2 separate regions of the Mus musculus genome follow, and region 1 is linked to region 2. The links are chromatin loops, found by intact Hi-C in ENCODE. Cell type or tissue: gastrocnemius. All regions are shown on one strand. Links, peaks and the distances in the headings refer to the core of each region. The heading gives the core; the rest is flanking DNA.

Region 1 (9,132 bases), core at 733-8,732, 170 kb after region 2:
ACACCTTTGAATGTCACAGTTGTAGAAGTTCCCCTGGATCCTCTTCATGGCCCCCTTATCCCCTTTACTCTTCCCATGGCCTCTGGTAAAACAGGCAGACAGAACCCACTGCTCCCACTTAGCCATTAACTTTGTGAGTCCTTCCTTAAGGAAGTTTTTAAGTGCTCACAAATGAAAAGATGGTAACTGTGATGGTTTGTATATACTTGGCCCAGGAAGTGGCATTGTTTGAAAGTGTGGCCTTGCTGGAGTAGGTGTGTCACTGTAGGTGTGGGTTTTAAGTCCCTCATCCTAGCTGCCTGAAAGCTATTTTTCTCTTAGCAGCCTTCAGATAAAGATGTAGAACTCTCAGCTCCACCTATACCATGCCTGCCTGGATGCTGTCATGATAATGGACTGAACCTCTGAACCTGCAAGCCAGTCCTAATTAAATGTTTTCCTTAGAAGACTTGCCTAGGTCATGGCATCTGTTCACATCAGTAAAACCCTAACTATGACAGAAGTCAATTAGATTTTTTTACCCAGCCAGTCATAAAGGCAGGCAGCTAGGCTATGTATCCATCACCAAAGAGGTGGAGTTTGGCAGCCGTGGTAGCTCCGCCTCAGTGAGACAGTAATCCTTTCTGGTAATTGTACCAGTGCCATCAGCAGAAGCACCTGCATTGCCTTGATCCCACTGAAAATCCTCATCATCGCTTACAGATGCAAAGCCTTCCTCGGGTGGGTGGAAGCAGAAGGCTCCTGGAGGAGAGCCATCACTACATAAACTCAGCTTTGTATTTTTTTTTTAATAAGGAAAGGAATATTTCTGGAATTTATCCTCTGAGGGGACTGAGACACTGATAAGAGGCAAACCATAAACTTACTTAGAGGGCACTGGATCCTTAGAGCCGTTCGCTACGTTCTCCCACTCACTCTGACAGCTCATAAAAGAGGCTTTAACGGCCTGCAATCTTAGCAGATGTGCCTAGTCCTTTATCGCCGTGTGGGAAGATTCCACTGGAAAATGTACTCAAGGCTCAGACGGCGAAAGCTGTTTGCTTTTAAAATGCGAGAAATTCCATCTGTGGGTATGTCATACGTGTGGTGATTGTTAAACCAGCATTGGGCTCAGCAAACACTGCAGGCTGCAGAGTGTACGAAGTGTTACGTATTTGCTGAATTTCTGATAAGTGAGGAATTGATTTATTTATGCCTTGCTGCTCTGTTTTCCAGAAATTGTGCATCTTTGACAGTTTTGGAACCCTGATCTTCGCTGTATTTATGGGAGTGTGGGGTAAGTTACTTTCAGTTTTCTCTCAGTTTGATGGTGTCTGTGCAATTTTGTGTAAGCTATTAAATTCATGTACTTTTAGGACCATGTTCTGGCTGAACCTCCATTCCTCCAGAGCTTTGCTGGTAGTTGTCATTCGATTTTACTGTATGAAAATTTACCTCAGAGATCCATGGCTTCAACCACACACGGTTTCATTCTTTTTTGTTTTTGTTTTTTTGTTTTTCTTCTCTCAGTTCCCTGAGTCACACATGGCCTGATCTCTGTGGTGAGCCATTGGCTTCTCTGTAAAGAGGTGATATAGCAGTAAGAAGCCTGGCCTGGTCTGTGGGGTTCCAAATGGTGTCACCCTCAAATTATCTAGCCTAGGATTCTGTATGGGTCTTCAGAGATACAAAAGGACGCAAAGGACCACAGACCTCAATGGGTTTGGCATTAAGGTTATTATTGACATTTATTCTTTGAGAATGTCATACAATTAAATCTGGTCATATCCACCCCCTGCTTCATGTCTCAAGTTGCCCCCGATCCTCCCCACTGCGTCTTCCTCTCAACTTCATGTTCTCCTTGTCTATTCTGAAATAGCTCACTAAGCCCAGTTGGCGCTGCCGGGGTGTGCATGGGCTCTTGGCCAGCTTCTGGAGCCTAGGCAACCCTACCTCTGGCCAACCCTCCAGAGGAGAATGTGTCTCCTTCCCCAGGCAGCTGCTGAATGCCAGCAGCTCCTCCAGTAGAGATGACTTTTGTGAGCTCACCCCTAGTCTATGTTGTAATTTGGATTGGCTTATTGTGGGCAGGTCTGGTGCAGGTAACCATGGCTACTATGAGTCTGTGTGTATAGCAGCCATGCCTTATCCAGAAGATAATATTTCATGGTACTCTTCCCTGTCCTCGAACCATTAAATTCCTCCCCTCCCGATCCCCCTCTCCTCTCCCTCCTCTCTCCTCCTCCCCTTCCTCCCAGTCCTCCCCCTCCTCCTCTGCAGTGATACCTGAGCCTTGGCAGGGGTCTGGTAAGAGATGTCCCATTTAGGGCTGAGCACAGGGAAGCAGCTTTACCGACATGGAGAGCATCCTAGAACTATGGGTTTAAATTAAATGCTCAGACAGCTTGGCTGCATGGCCATTTAGCAAAGTCCCAACAGTAGGTCCCACCTTAGGGATTATGATCGCCTCAGGTCTGGGCTCTTAGCTCGGCTTAGAGTACCAGGCCTGACTTCTGTCCTGTGCAGCACACCCCAAATCCAATCAGAAGGCAACTGGCTACCCTATAAAAGTCATGCCACAACTGCACCCTGGGTACCCACAAGTGCAACAGCGACATTGGGCCCATGATTATAGTATTTGCTAATGTCCTGGCAGCTGAAGCAGCAAGGCAGGCATCCGAGCCTGAGGGATGGAGTGGAGGAAAGGACCCAGGGGTGTGAGTCACTGGAGGCCATCACTGTTGTTTCGGTGTCCGTCGTCTCAAATGCTAAGAACCAGAGCTCCTCTTTCCCCTGCCCCTCCCCCTCTCCTTTGACTAGACAATCACAGGAACCTCGTTAGTCCCCAAATACAAAATCTACAATAATCCAAAATCCCAGTGTTAGTGTAAATCAGCGCTCAGCATGTTTCCATATTCCAGGTTGGTAGATAAGGAATGCTTATTCTTAGACTATAACAGTCCCCACAGTTAGAATTCAGCCTGGGGCAGGGGCAGCAGTGAGGAACAGGAGAATGCCCGTGAGCTTGCTTCTTTTTATAGTTTTATAGGATCGGAAAGTTTTTAAGTATATTTCACTGTGGTAATAATAGCCAGTTCTCTGTAATAGAAAAGATGCGATCTTGACGCGTAAGTTCTGCCTAGAAACTGGATGTTGTTTGTCCCTTTTAACGTGGGTAGCATCAGTAATATAGCGAGGAAAGCATTTCATTTAAAAGCAGATGTCTGAGTGTTTGATTGGCGTAAATACTCTAACGTAGAGGAAAATGTCCCACCATCAAGGATACATGCATTCGATTTCCACTTGTGTCTTGTGCATTGAGATCAGCAATGTCAGGTCACAGGAAAGTGTGGGGAAGAAACCAGGCCACACCTCTCAGCTTGAAAGGCAAGTCTTTAGTGTGTGCACACACACAGAGTTGGGGATTGGGGTTCCTTGCAGGGCAGGTGGTGGCTTTACCTGTGAAGGGCCACCGAATGGTACATTGTACCCTTAAGAGATACATTGTACCCATGTGCTGGGTGGTATAGAGAGAATCTTACACATCTGGATGGATGTTATACCTGTCAATAATAAATCTGACCACTTGTAGCCTAGGTAGGAAATAGAAGGTGGGAGGGACACCTGGGAGGCAGAAAGAATTCTGGGATAGCACAGGCAGAAGATCAGCCTGGGAAGATGTGACAAGACAGGTGCAGGGTACCTGAGCACAGTTAACCAACCAGCCATGTGGCAGAATGTAGGTTAAATTAATTAGGGTATTTTAGTTTTGATCTAGTTAGAGCCTAGCTATATGGCCAAGGTATTTATAGATATATTTTTGAGTCTGAGTCTTTATTTCTGGGATCACGGGACTGGGAGTAAGAACTGGGCCTAACTTCTACAGGGTGGTGGTGGCTGGCACACGCCTTTGAATCCAGCACTCTGGAGGCAGAGGCAGGTGAATCTCTGAGTTCTCTGAGTTCGAGGCCAGCCTGGTCTACAGAGCAAGTTCCAAGACAGCCAGGGCTACACAGAAAAACCCTGTCTCAAAAAAAAAAAAACTATAAATAAATAGCAAACCAACCTCTGAGTGGCAAGGAGAGAGGGAGAGAGAAAAGACTGACCTGTGGATACTGTTCAGGGACACCGAAATCTAAGGTGACCACACTTACCCAGTAAGAGGCCCTGTCCTTCAGACACTTGGCATGTTTTACTGGAAACCATGCACTGAGAGATATGGCACAGAAGCATAGAGCAGGCAGGGGGTGCAGCTCAGCAGGAGGATGCTTGCCTACCGTGCCTACCATGAGTGACGCTTTGGGTCAGATCCATGTATTAGGACCCTCTGTGTTGCCCTCCACTGTTGTAAATACATCACCTTCCTCCAGTAGTAGCCAGGGAGCTACGCACGTAGGTCAGTACTCTTAATGTTGTGTGAGCCACAGCTTGTGATCTCTACAGCTCTAACAGAAGACATTTTAAGTAAAAGGAAAAAATATATATTAATTTTGATGAAGGAAGGACAAAGCCCAAATTTCCCTAAGTTTCCTCTCTCTGATCGTTAACTGCACCCTGGTTGTAGAACTGTCATGCATCAGGCTGTCTGCCAATCCTGTCTGACTTTAGGATGCAGAAAGCGTCTCTGCTTTTTGCTTGTGGTATCGTATGTACATCTTTAAGGATATCCATCTGATGAACTCTCTAAGTGCTTTACAGCAGTTTCCTCATTACTTCTGCCTTCTGAGGACTACTGCTGTGAACCTCATTACAGAAAAGTCTGAAATTGCAGAGTCGAGGCGGCAGGAGGCTCTGAAGTCATTGCTAGCCTCTGCCAATCCTGTGGCAGCTCCTCCCGCACAGCGTATCTGGCACGGACTAATTCTCCGTTCTCTAGATGGAAATGGTAAACGTTGAGGGCGGAAAAGCTTTTATAATCTTATATAGTACTAATCACATACATACCTAGAAATAGCCCGCATTTAGGCTGCACCAACCTGGGAGATTTGGGGGAATTCGTGGGATCCTAAGCACAAGCTGTGGTTAAAACAAAGATTCTGAACACATCCCAACCTCATTTCTCCTTCCCTGACTTTCCCTGGCTTAGACATGTGGTCATACAATACCATTTTTTAATGATCACATTTAAGGGAGAGTTTTAAACAAGGTGTAGTGATTTCTGGGAAAGATCCATGGACTCAGAAAGCGCAGCACCCACACTTGGGAATCAAGAAACTGGTCCCTGGGCCGGAGATGTTCCGGATGCTCTCGCTTCTGTCTCTGTTTCAGGGACATACAACCATGGCTAATGAGCATTTTAAGTCATTTCTAGTACCCCAGTGCAAGAGAGTCTGGGTTAGGAAGGTGGAATGGGGCGAGAAAGCCGATTTACCATATAGAACATTGTACATAACGGCATCTGAAGAGTTTTAAGACTCATGGCAGAGTCTGAATGCATCCACCTATCAGAGTTTATGTCTTGCCCTTTTATGTTACAGAATGTAACACTATACCACGCTCAACAATTTGGTTTTTGTGTGTGTGTGTGTGTGTGTGTGTGTGTGTTTGGGCATCTTTATCCAATACATACTTTCTTAGATAGAATGCTGTCATAATTAAGATAAGATCCATGCATCACCCCCTCATCTCTTATTATGTTGGTGGGTACTGGCAGAATTTTAACTGCATCTAGTTGACCAGAGCGGTGGTTCTCAGCCTTTCTAATGCTGAAACCCTGTAATAAATATAGTTCCTCCAGATGTTGTAGCCCCCAACCATAAAATTAATGAATTGCTACTTTATAACTGTAGTTTTGCTACTGTTAGGAATTGTAATGTGGATATCTGATGTGCAACCCCTGTGAAAGTGTCACCCCTCCCACCCCCAGGGGGTTGTAACCTACAGGTTGAGAGCCCCTGGCCTAGAGCCTCCTGGTATATGGTGTGCCTGGGTACTGAAGTACAGTGGAGCCCAGCTTGTTATATTGCAGAGACATGGAGCAAAAGATACAGGATAGCAGTTCCTCCCATTTGGGACACACTGCATATTGAATAACCCTGATAACTCCCAGGAATACTCCAAACATTGGGTAGCTGCACCCCATAGAGTTCTCGGCTGTGAACAAAAATGAAGACTCTCCCTCCATTCTTGTAACCCCTCGGGGCTTACCTTCAAGGTTGAGACTCTAACAACCTGGCCACTTGCTCGCTTCATATCCATTCACTTCCAAGGGTGAACTGCCCAAGAAGTAGGCAGCTTCCAACCCTTGGTGCCAGGGGTAGGGTTAGGTAGCTGCTACTTTCTCCTTAGGAGTTGGTTAGAATTGTTCATGTTGCTTTTTGAGAGTAAAGGTATCTTCATGAATCCTCTTCCACTGGTAGAGTTGTTTCATGGAGTCTGCGTGCATGCCATGATTTTAAAAGTGAGAAGAAGGGCAGGTAGCCCGTGACCACCCAGACAGAAAGTGACAAGCACAAAATAAGAGCTCTGTAGAAAGCTTGGCTTTTCCCAGGCTTCAATCGGTGACAGATAAAGTGTAAGCCACGCATGATGGCCCGCCCTTTAATTCCAACACTTGGGAGGCAGAGGTGGGTGGATTTCTCTGAGGTTCAGGCCCACCTGGTCTACATAGAGATTTTGAGGACAGCCAGGGCTACATGGAGAGACCCTGTCTCAAGAAACAAAATGACTACAACAAAAACGTTCATTAAGAAATTTGCAGCTAGGTTCTTAGAAAGAGGCAGAGATGTTTGGTTTCATTGACTTGATTACATTTTGATGTGATTATGTTTTGTTTAGGGTTCAGAAAAGTAGGGATGGGCAAAGAAATACTTTCTCTAAGCATCCTTGGAACTTTCTCCAAGGTAGATCCTGTTCTAAGACACAAAGCAAGTCTCCACACGTCTGAGAAGATTGGAATAACCGTAGAAAAGAGGTGGGACAGTGTAAAGGCTTAGCAGAGGATCCATGGAGAGTCCCCATCCCCGGTTTTAGGCCACTTACTCATCAGTCTGGCTCCAGAGGATCCAACACCTCGGGCCTCCACCAGCACCTGCACGCGCAGTTTTAAAAATAATGAAAATAAATTAAAAAACCAAAAAGATAGACTCTTGAAAATCAAACAACACACTTTTGATTGATGAATGAATAGGTCATTGAAGAAATCCAGAAAGAACTCGAAAAAGTTCCTAGACTCAAGTGAAAATTAAAACACAGTCTACCAAAACCTCTTCAGTACAATGAAAACAGTTGTCAGGGCATTTATAGTTGCAAAAATATACATAAAAAATATAGGAGAGGCTGCAAATAAGTAACTTAAGGTACCTTGAGGGCTTGGGGAAACAAAAAGAGAATCCCCCAATCAGTAGACAGAAATAAATTAATTAATTAAATGAGATACAAATTAATAAATTAGGGAGAAAAACAAACAAACAAAAACAAAACAAAACAAGGGGGCTGGAGAGATGGCTCATCACCATTAAGAGCACTGACTGCTCTTCTAGAGGTCCTGAGTTCAAGTCCCAGCAACCACATGGTAGCTGACAACCATCTCTAATGGGATCCGATGCCCTCTTTAGGTGTGTCTGAAGATAGCAACAGTGTACATAAAATAAATAAATCTTTAAACAAAACAAAACAAAATTCAATGAAACAAAGCAGTGGCCCAGGTCAACTGACATAGCAGAGAGTGGGGCAGTGTTAACTGGGTGCTCAAAGATGACTGGTCCCTTAAGCCAAGGTTGTAGGGTACCCAGTTTCTGGCACATTCCCTTCAATGTATGCAATCAGTGCATTTGTTAAGCTCAGTTGTGCATCTGTGAACAAGACATTCCCTCCCCCATGACAGTGACAGGTAGGCATGGCAGACCACAAGCCTAGAAGCAAATATAGACCAGGCTTACATGTTGCATGCGTTGACGAAAAGAGGGTGCTGACAGGAGAAATGAAGCGCTGTTTGTGAGAGGGCGCACTTTACCAGAAGGACCTCAGACTTAGGAGACAGAGTGGAGTCAACTTCTGGCATGGGGCATGCTTGGCAGAGTACTTGGGTAAGTTGACGTAGGCCTCCGTGGGACTGTGTGGATGTTTACCGAGGGGCTTTAATTCCATAGTCACCCTAAGAGGGTTGACCCTCACACTCTCAAGAAGTGTCTGTCACTTGAGGCTAGCATAGCTCCTGTGGGTTGTCACAGCCTGCTCCACCCAACAGCCTAGCGTCCTGAAGGTATTTATCCAGTGGCAAGCAGTTACCTCATCTCCCCTTAGGCAAGTTCAAAGACACTGAAGGCCTGACCATTTTCTCACCTTCAGTGGGTGAACTGATTCTAACTGCCCAGGCCATTTCTACCACTGACTAACTTGTTGGTGAAGTACTCAATGCAAGCCTGGGAACTGGGTCCTTGAGCAAAGTGTTGAATTCTTGCTCCTCCAGCATCCTAGCTTTTCCTCCAAGCCTCAGGCTTCCCACTCTGCCCTGCAGCACCAACTCTCAACCCTAACTGCTGATTGGAAGACAAGAAACACCCGTGCTCAGGCAGCATCCCTCCTTCCAGACCTGTTAAGCCAGAAAGACTCTCAGGGCTGGTGCCTGTGCTCAGGACTGTTTTAAAGCCCCCTCCCCACCACCACCACCCTCCTAATTGCCTCTTATGTGCAGCCCAAGTGAGATCTGCCACTGTACACACCTCATTTAGCCATCCCTCCACTCCCAGTCAACACTGAGGACTCCTGACTTGGCTGGGTCTTCTCATTCCTCTAGACTAGACACCTGCCCACGGGCACCTATTATCACTTACTGTCTTAGTTACTTTTCTATTGCTGTGATAAAACACCATGACGGAGGCAACTTACGAAAGTGTTTACTTGCGCTCACTGTTTCAGAGGGTTAAGGTGGCAAGGCATATTGATGGCGAGCGGTAGGCATGTTGGCTGGAGGAGCAGCTGTGAGCTCACATCTTGATACGGGAATAGGAAGCAGAGAGAGAGAGAGAGAGAGAGAGAGAGAGAGAGAGAGAGAGAGAGAGAGAACAGAGCTTACTGGGACTGGCATTGGCTTTTGACACACCAAAGCTTGCTCCAGTGACACACCTCCTCTAATAAGGCCACACCTCCTAATCCTTCCCAAACAGTTCCACCAAGTAGGCAACAACTATTCAAATGTACGAGCCTGGGGGA
Region 2 (9,132 bases), core at 482-8,481:
CCCAGGTCCTGAAGACCAAACAAACAAAAGTCTATGTTCATATGAGTAATATGTTCTCAGAGGATGTCTGTATGGTGATAGGAATTAGTGTAGGGTTAGTGGAATTTGCTCCCTCGTTTTAAGATCGATGATGGTAACAGACAGCATTCTAATAGGTGATGCCCAGGCAGCTAGGGAGGTCCACTTTTGCTCCCCATTGTGTCAAAGTGCTTCGTGGTTGAGATATAAAATAGCCCCTGAAAAACCCATTCACTGAAGACTTGGTCCCCAATGCCATATTCACAGGTGGGCTGTTGGAAAGTAACTGGATCGTGATGGCTTTCATCTAATCAAAGGATTCATTCATCTACCGATGGCGCCATAATCCATCAGACCTTTGGAAGGACTGCAACTGTGGAAGTGGGACCAGACTGGGGGCGTGGCTTCCTGAAGATGCCTCTGAGGATGTGTGGTTCCTGACCCAGAGCTCTGATTGGCTCTAAGCATCATGAAATTAGCATCCACCATCTTGTGCTCCCGGCATGCTGCTCTGCCTCACTAGAGTCTAAAGCAGACAGAGCCAACTGTCTAGGAACCGAATTCACAAGCTAAAACCTACCCTGTGGTGAGTTGTTTTCTCAGGCATGCTTTCATGAGTGAAAAGGCAATGGACATAGCACCCATCCTATAGGGAGAAACTTATATATATATAAAGTTTATATATATATATATATATATATATATATATATATATATATATATATATATATATGAAAACCAAGAAAGATATTAACTTCTGAGTGATGAGCTGTCCAGATCATAGAGGCTTTTTATTCTGTTCCGTTTTTTGAAAACGTGCTTGTCTCCAGTTAGTCATATACTGTACAACACCCTCAGGGAACATTTTAGAAGGACCAGAGGACCAGGATGCTTTATGATGACCATACCAGCTAACTGCCACATTTTGGCTTTTGTTAAACTGCTTGCTTGCTTGCTTGCACCTGCAACTGACAACCAGGATGTAGCTTTCCTGTGTTCTTTCCCTTTGAAAGGCTCCCTGATTCTACATTTGAGGCTGTTCTGTGTAGGTGATGGCTTAATACAGACTCTCAGTTTGGATTTTGTTCATACTGAGTTATCTTCAGGTGTCTACCACATGCACATCTGAGCATCACTAAATTGTGTCAGATGTGTGTATGCACTCGTTTGTGCATGTGTTCGTGCATGAGAGAGAGAGAGAGAGAGAGAGAGAGAGAGAGAGAGAGAGAGAGAGAGAGAGACTTTGTGTGTGTGAAAGAGAGCAAGAAAGAATATGTGTGTGAAAGAAAGCAAGAAGTAGAGAGAGGAAGTCGTGAGTCCAAGATGAAGTAGGAAAGGATAGAATGAAAATGATATAAATACGGTTCACTCATGACATATGAAATTATATATATATGTAAACGTGTGTGGTAGCTGACACACATTTCAGGCTTTATACCTTTCTGTTCCCAGAGAAAAAGAGTGAACCCTTCGAGACTTTTTGCCTGTCGGCCTCCTCAGTTCCCTTTACAGTTCAGCCTCTCTTTTTTTTAAAAAAAAATATTTATTTACTTATTATATGTGAGTACACTGTAGCTGTCTTCAGACACTCCAGAAGAGGGAGTCAGATCTCATTACAGATGGTTGTGAGCCACCATGTGGTTGCTGGGACTTGAACTCAGGACCTGCAAGAGCAGTCGGTGCTCTTAACCGCTGAGCCATCTCAGCAGCCCCTGTTCAGCCTCTGTTAAGGACTTACTGCATGACGACAAAGATTCTTACAGAAAGACAGAATCATAAGCACGCATCCATTGCTGTACCGGACATAACATCCGCATCCAACAGAAACGGAGCTGAGGAACACGGCCACTGAGCTGGCCGGTCGGACATACATCCAACAGAAACGGAGCTGAGGAACACAGCCACTGAGCTGGCCGGTCATTGAAGGTGCTTCACAGCAGACTGGGGCAGGCCGGTGAGAAGCCGGGTGAGCGCGAAGACGGGAGAATGGGCATTAGTCAGTCACAACAGCAAAGGAAATGAGGGGAAGAGAACCCTAGAATCCCGAGAGACTAGCAACCTGACCACCACATAGAGAGACAGTCGGGAGAAAAAGAAAACATATAGAAATTAATTACAGCTGAACGTTGACCAAACATGGGGGCGGCAATCATTTAGCCCAGGAACGCCACCAGTTGTGGTTTGCTTGTGAATTGTCGCCCCCCAGGGTTATGAGTTGAATATATATGTCTCCAGCAGGTGGTGCTGTTTTGGCAAGCTGGAGCCACCCTGAGGTACCTTCAGAGGTTGTTCATGGTCCCTCCCTTCCCACCAGTCAGCCTTGAGCTAGGTAATCTCTGCAGATTGACCTCGCCATAGACCCAGAATCAGTGGGGCAAAGGTCAATGGACTGAAACCATGAGCCAGAAACGTGCCTTTCCAACCTCAAGTTATTTCTGGCAGTCTGACTGGCACGTTCCCCCAAGTCCATGTGTCAAAGGCTTGGCTCCAGCCTGATGCTATGGGAAGTGTAAATAACAAGGTAAGAATGAATGGGACTGTCTAGGGGGTGTGCCCAGGATGGGGGTTATGGGATTTGGCTCTCTTCTTCCTCTCACATAGCAAATGGAATCTTCATCCAGACTCACCATGATACACAACAGGATATGTGGGCCGTACACTGAACCCTTTATTTTGAGGGGGGAAACCCTTTTCTGTTTTTAAAATAATGTATTTCCAATATTTGCCACAGCGATAAAAAGCTGGGCAAGCCACCGGGGAAAGGAGTATACATCTATAGCTGTAAAATCCATGGATTTAGGCTAGGGAATCCCAAGTCCTTATGAGCAAGTAGTCAAAACCCAAAAGCAGAGAATTTTTACGTACAAAAGAGCCTTCATTTGATTATTGACATATTTCCTAGCAGAAACCTTTCAGAGCAGAGGTAATGGAATATCATATTCAAAGAACTGCAATGTTATATTGTCATCTGTGTGGTTCTTGGGCCCACTGGGAAGAGGGCTTGTCCGGCTTAGGAGATGTGTTGGGTCTGATTGTCCCCAAGGCTTTGACTGGAGGCTGCTGCATCTTTCAAGACTTTACTTTGCCAGGCCTATGTCGTAACATCATACTCAGTGTGCCTCATGTTTGGCTGTAGTATGTGCAACTTCCAGTCCTGAACCCACATCCCAGGGGTCTAAAACTTGGCTCTCTCCTCCACAGCACTGGCCAGACTTAGAGTCCTGCCAGGATAGTGCCTGCTATAACACTTCCTATACACAGCAGCTAGAAATGGGGAAGTCGCAGTAAAATGCCTCCCAGTAGAAGGAGCTTGGCCGTTGTATCAGTCAGGCTTCCCGACAGAAGGAATACATCCAAAGGGAGGCTTATTAGATTGATCTTAGGTGCTACAGTCTGGTTAGTCCAGAAACAGCTAGCTGTCTGTACATCGGAGTGGCTGAGAATCACTCACAGCCCAACCTGGTGAAGAAGTCCTGGAGGGTTCCTGAAGAGGGACGATCTTCAGTTCACACTGCAAAGCCAGAAGCCTGGAGAAGCTGATCCAGATGACAGCACGGGAATGTAACAGCAGTGACAGCAGCAGCAGAATAAATGAACCCGTAATCAAGATAGGAGCGGACTCTCCGGTATCAAGGAGATGCAAAAGCTTTCCCTCAGGTTCCTTCTGTCTTGGCTGCCAACAGAAGGCGCCACTATGTTTAGGGTAGGTCTTCTCACTTCCAATACCCCAGTGAAGAGCAAGCCTCCGAGTTGTGCCCAGCAGCTGGCATCATAGATTATTCCAGATAGAATCGATCTGACAGCCAAGATTAATCTCAACAGGCCTGTCCTGATTTGGGTATTTTGGAAGGAGAGGTAATACAAGGATTTGGTAAAGAGTGAGAAAGTAAAATATGTGGGTCTCTTTGGCTATCTGAGCAGGCAGTCAGCAGAGAATCAGAGAGGCCAGGTGTGGCCAGAAGTTCCTGCTGCAGGGGCCATGTTGAGTTTCTGCTTCTGCTTCCACGTTCATTGAGTTCATCCGACTTCTGTGCCAGCCCTGGGTTAGCCAACAGCAGGCTGGCAGATGTCCACTGGCTTGGTCACTTCATCCCTTGGTTGTCAAGGATACTGTGTATACTGAGTTATCTTAATTTCCCTAGCCATTGCTGTGCTAAAATGCCCCGACAAAATGAAATTAGGAGAGGAAGTGTTCGTTTTTAGCTCATAATTCCAAGTTACACTCCATTTGGGAAGGCCAAGGTGGCAAGAACTTGAAGTAGCTAGACACATCCACAGTCAAGAGCAGACAGAATGAACGCATACATTCTTAGGATACAGCTGGTTTCCTCCGTGAAATTCACTACACACCCCAAGTCTTGGGAAGGGTACCACCCATAATGGGCAAATCTTCCTTCCTCAATTAACATAATCAAGATACTCTCCCACAGATATGTCCAATAGATCAATCTGATCTAGACAGTCCCTCCCTGAGACTTGCTTTCCAGGTGATACCTAGATTATGTCAAGTTGTCCTTTAAAACGAACCCAGCTAGCATTAAGGTAAGCTTCAGATTTGATGAAGGAGCCATTGTCACAAAACGAGCAAGGAACTGGCACCAGGAAAAAACAACAACAACAAAAAAAAAAACAAAAAACCAATGCAGGACAACAGAACAGATGAAGAACTCACATAAGAACCAGGGGAGTTCCAGCCACACGGCCTCTGACAAAGATGCCAAAAATGCATGTTGTGATAAAAGACAGTGTCTTCAATAAATGGTGCTTGGAAAACCACAGGCAGGAAACTAGATACCTATTGCTTATCCTATACAAAACTCACTGAAAGATAACTCAGCGATTCAGGGTACTCACTGCTCTTGTAAAAGACTAAGGTCCAGTACCCAGGTTCCCTAAAGCAGCTCACACTGACTGTAACAGTTTCAAGGAATGTGATATCCACTGGTCTCTGAAGGCCCCTTGTGGTGTACATAAAAATCACACACACACACACACACACACAAACACACACACACACACACACACACACACACACGGAAGGAGGGAGGGAGGGAGAGAGAGAGAGAGAGAGAGATTTAAAATTTTTAAATGACTTTTAAAATAGACTCTACATAGATGAAAGCCTGTTTAATTACAGCTCTGAAATTAATAGAGGAAGAAGTAAGGAACACATTTTAAGATATTGACCTAAGCAAGCATTTTCGTAATAGAACTCAGCTGCACAGGTAATCAGCCCAGGAATTGGCAAATAAAATAACTCTTCTTTATTTCAAGGAAATAATGAACCGACTGGAGAGACCGAGGAAGTCTTTGTTAGCCATGTATCTCATGGAGGATTAATATCTAGACTACATAAAGATCTAAAATCAATCAATCAAACAAAAACAAATAACAATAGTTCAAATGATTCAGTCAGTAAATGGGCCAATCAAATGAGCTGACGGTTCTCAAAGGATGAAAAACAAATGACCGATAACCACATGAAAAAAAAAAAACCTCAACATCACCACCCATCAGAAAACTATAAATAAAAACTACATTGAAATCTCATTTTATCCCAGTCCGAATGGCAAGTTATTGAGAAAACTTATATCATGGCCAAGTTGGCTTAGTGGACCAGGGCACCTTTGACAAATCTGACAACTTGAGTTTGATCTCTGGAACCTACACAGTGGAAGGAGAAAACCAACTTCTGCAAGTGGTCCTCTGACCTCCACACCTATACCACAGCACACCTATACCACAGCACACCTGTACCATGGCACACCTGTACCATGGCACACCTATACCACAGCACACCTATACCACGGCACACCTGTACCATGGCACACAACGGCACTAAACTAGCAAATAAGCAATCATTGGAATGGAGACAGTAAGTACCAAGTAGGATAAAGACAAAAAGAAGCCAATCTATGTTATTGATGAGTGTAAGCTAGTCCAGCCACTACAGAATCAGTTTACAGGTCCCTTTAGAAACTATGAACAGACCTTCCGTGTAACCCAAGCAGGCTTGGTGTCACCCAACAGATCCAAATCAAATGCCACACTTGCATGTCAATGTTTATCACAACACATTTCACAGTAGTTAAGTTATAGAAGCAACCTGGGGCGGAGCAATCCCAGATGGAGAAGTAAAGGAAATATGGTATATACACACAGTAGGATTCTTTTTTCTTTTTCTCCCATAAAGAATAGAGCTATGTCATACCAAAAAAAAAAAAAAAAATGGATGTACCTATAGATAACCATAATGATTGAATTAAGCCAGTCTCAGAAAGATGGCTCAGGCCTCCAAAAGGTCCCTCATTGCCCAATTACCTGACTAACTCCACCATAGCATGCTAGGAACGTGAACAGCAGGCCCGGGATTACAGTGACCCTCTGGGGTACCTGCCGAGGGATGCTGTGTGCCTATTACTGTGGTGGCTCACAGAATCGAACAGCACTGTGTTGGAAGGTTGCGGTGTCAGTAGAATACAGAGACCGGAAGAGTACATTCTCTTAGCCTTCTTTCCCAGAAAAATGCCCAGCGAAACCATTAGGCTATCACGGCTGTCGTTATGATTAAAATAGAATGATATTTCAAATGCCGAGGATTAAAATCATTATGAGAATGAGGCCGTCATCAACAGTCGATTCTGGCCATTTTCCATTCTACAGACTCTGCTCCATTTAGCGGTTCTAGAAAGCTTTGTTCTTCTCATCAGATGGATGAGGAAGCTGCGGTCTGGGGAGCGTCCCATCTGTCCGAGTTTGCTTTCTATCACTGTGGTAAACAGCTCTACCCAAAGCAGCCAAGGACAGAGAAAAGCTTATTTACTTACTTCCGTGTCACAAGCCCATCAATGACGGAAGTCAGGGCAGGAACCTGGAGACAAGGATTGATGCAGAAGCCATGGAAGAGCGCTGCCTTGCTCACCATGGCTTGCTCCGCCTGCTTTCTTATACAACCCACGACCACCGGCCCAGGCGTGGCACCGCCCACAATGGGCTGGGCCCTTCCGTGTCAATCACCAATTTAAAAAGTGCTCCATAGACTTGCCTTCAGGCCAATTTGATGGAGTCATGTTCTTAGCTGAGGCTCCTTTTCCCTAACTTGAGTCACATTGTCTAAAAAAAAAAAAAAATCCTTACAAGCATTGAACACTTTCCTTGAGCCTTTTCACACCAAATAAGTGATATAACTGGTATTGAACTTCCGGTCACTTGACAACAGCATCTTATTTCCTAACTTACAATTCGGCTCCTGAGATCTCACTTCTCCAGTTACTGAGGCATGCCAAGAAAATCCTAGGTCCTGGATGCTCTAAATATACCCTACTTTCGTTTACCTTTCGGGCAGTCTTGGGTTATCTGGAAACAGATGCGGAGGCCACTCTTGGGCCACTTACATTTGTACCTCACTAAGCTCTGTAAGTAGCCCTTTAAGAGTCCAGCCCCCGCCTATAGAAGGGGAGAAGACAGAAAAGGGCTAAAGGTGGACCGGCCAATTGTGTTCTCACTGTAGCGCTGAGTACAGCTGAGAGACTTTGGAAATAATGAATAAAATTAAGCTCCAGGATTATAGTCTCCCTTACGTCTTCACTCATCTGGATATAATGCAATGAACTGGCCAATAGCCAAATCCCACTTACAATTGTAAGTATGAAAAGGGAAAACCTCGGATATTATACTTCTATTGCTTTAGATTGTCTTTCCTTTTTTTTTTTTTTTTTTTTTTTTTTTGCTAGATATCTAATTGCTATGAAACTAGTTTTCCAGATTCGGTTCATTCCTTTAGAAAAAATTTTGAAGTTGAGCTAATAAACTGATTTCCTGTCAAGTTTTTTTTTTAAGACATTCCTATAATTTTCCCATGGTGCTTTATTTTTTTAGACTTGTTTTATAGTATGCATATGAGTGTTTTGCCTGCGTGTATACATGGGCACAGCATGCATGCCATGCTCATGGCGGCCAGAAGAGGGCACCAGATTCGCTCTTGGAACTGGAGTTAGAAATGGTTGTGAATTGCCATGTGCATGCTGGAAATGGAACCTAGGGCCTCTCTGTAAGAGCAACAAGTGTGCTTAACTGCTGAGCTATATCTCCAGCCCTGAGAGTGCTTTTCTAGGATTTAAAAAAAATGCTAGCAATATTAATAAGCAAACGTTATACAAACGATAGTCTATTCTGTTTTTTATGCTTATTTCTAGAAAAAACTCACAACTCACAATTCCCCCTTAGTTGTTCTTTCCTGAGGTTACCAGCACTCTTTGAAGGACTCGCTCTCTAATTCCTAAGTCCCGTATCTTTAAGCGACTGGCATTTCTTCGCTCAATGAAATGCAGAGGAGTGTGGGTACAGGGACAGGGAAGGAAGAGTTAATTTCTACACTATGAAATACTCTGATTTTTAGAGCAAAGAAGAGAAGACCTAGAAATTAAATTTTAATAGACCTCTAGATTTGGGCAGCAATCAAAGGTTCTCTCTATAGTAACAATTACACACATCGCTGATCTGAGATCAAATATTTATGTCTTCCTCTCCCTGCTAGAGAAAATGCTAGCATTTTCCTGGCTACAGATATCACCAGGGTAATGCAATAGAGGGTCAAAGAGACGAAAGATGTCTTTCACGGTGCAGAAAGGAGTAGCGTGCCTGCCAACGATTGAGCACAACTGGAAATGAGTCAAAATGGGGACAAAGTACTGTGTTTGAGTAGATATTTTAGGCTATAATTCTAACTTCTACTGAAGCACTGTCTTGCCTATCAGCGAAACACATACAAAAGAAGATAAAGAAGTCTTGTGCCAACAGGAGACAAAAGCTCTTCCCACCTCTTCAGAGCACTTTCATTTTCAGGAGTGAACAGTTTGAATAAGACACTTCCATTATTCCTTAGGGGGCATGCAACCGTTTAAAAAAAAAAAAAAAAGGATGAAATACAGAATATACTTCCCCATGAAAAAATATTTCCATTGGAGTTTCTAATATAGAAACCAGTAACAGATTGAATTCTGCTTACACGGGATGCCACTAAACAGTGATAATGTCCCCTGCACCTTGGAGGACTGGGGCTTGCTTCTCCTGACCCACTCATACCACCACCAGCAGCAGCACACTGTCAGCTGC

The links. A loop is a pair of places that touch in the nucleus more often than their neighbours do. Peaks named below come from ENCODE experiments on the same cell type or tissue, not always from the same donor. Only the 100,000 strongest peaks of a DNase experiment are listed, where the experiment ranks them.
Region 1: it touches region 2 in a loop (3-fold over the local background); 38 of 42 quality-filtered maps call a loop at or near these places.

The regions. Positions count from the first base shown.
Region 1 is chr15:95,930,568-95,939,699 of GRCm38, forward strand. It overlaps Ano6 (anoctamin 6), which reads left to right. Exons shown (of 20, transcript NM_175344.4): 10 at 1,216-1,276. Among named protein-coding and RNA genes, the nearest start is that of Gm41389, 23 kb to the left of the region's middle. In gastrocnemius, for the core only: no CTCF peak of the experiment used is centred there; DNase peaks (open chromatin) are centred at 1,899 and 4,790; H3K4me3 peaks cover 1,003 bases; H3K27ac peaks cover 1,870 bases.
Region 2 is chr15:95,765,694-95,774,825 of GRCm38, forward strand. No RefSeq gene overlaps it. Among named protein-coding and RNA genes, the nearest start is that of Gm6961, 19 kb to the left of the region's middle. In gastrocnemius, for the core only: a CTCF peak has its summit at 2,241 (motif pointing right); DNase peaks (open chromatin) are centred at 2,308, 3,199, 4,064 and 7,981.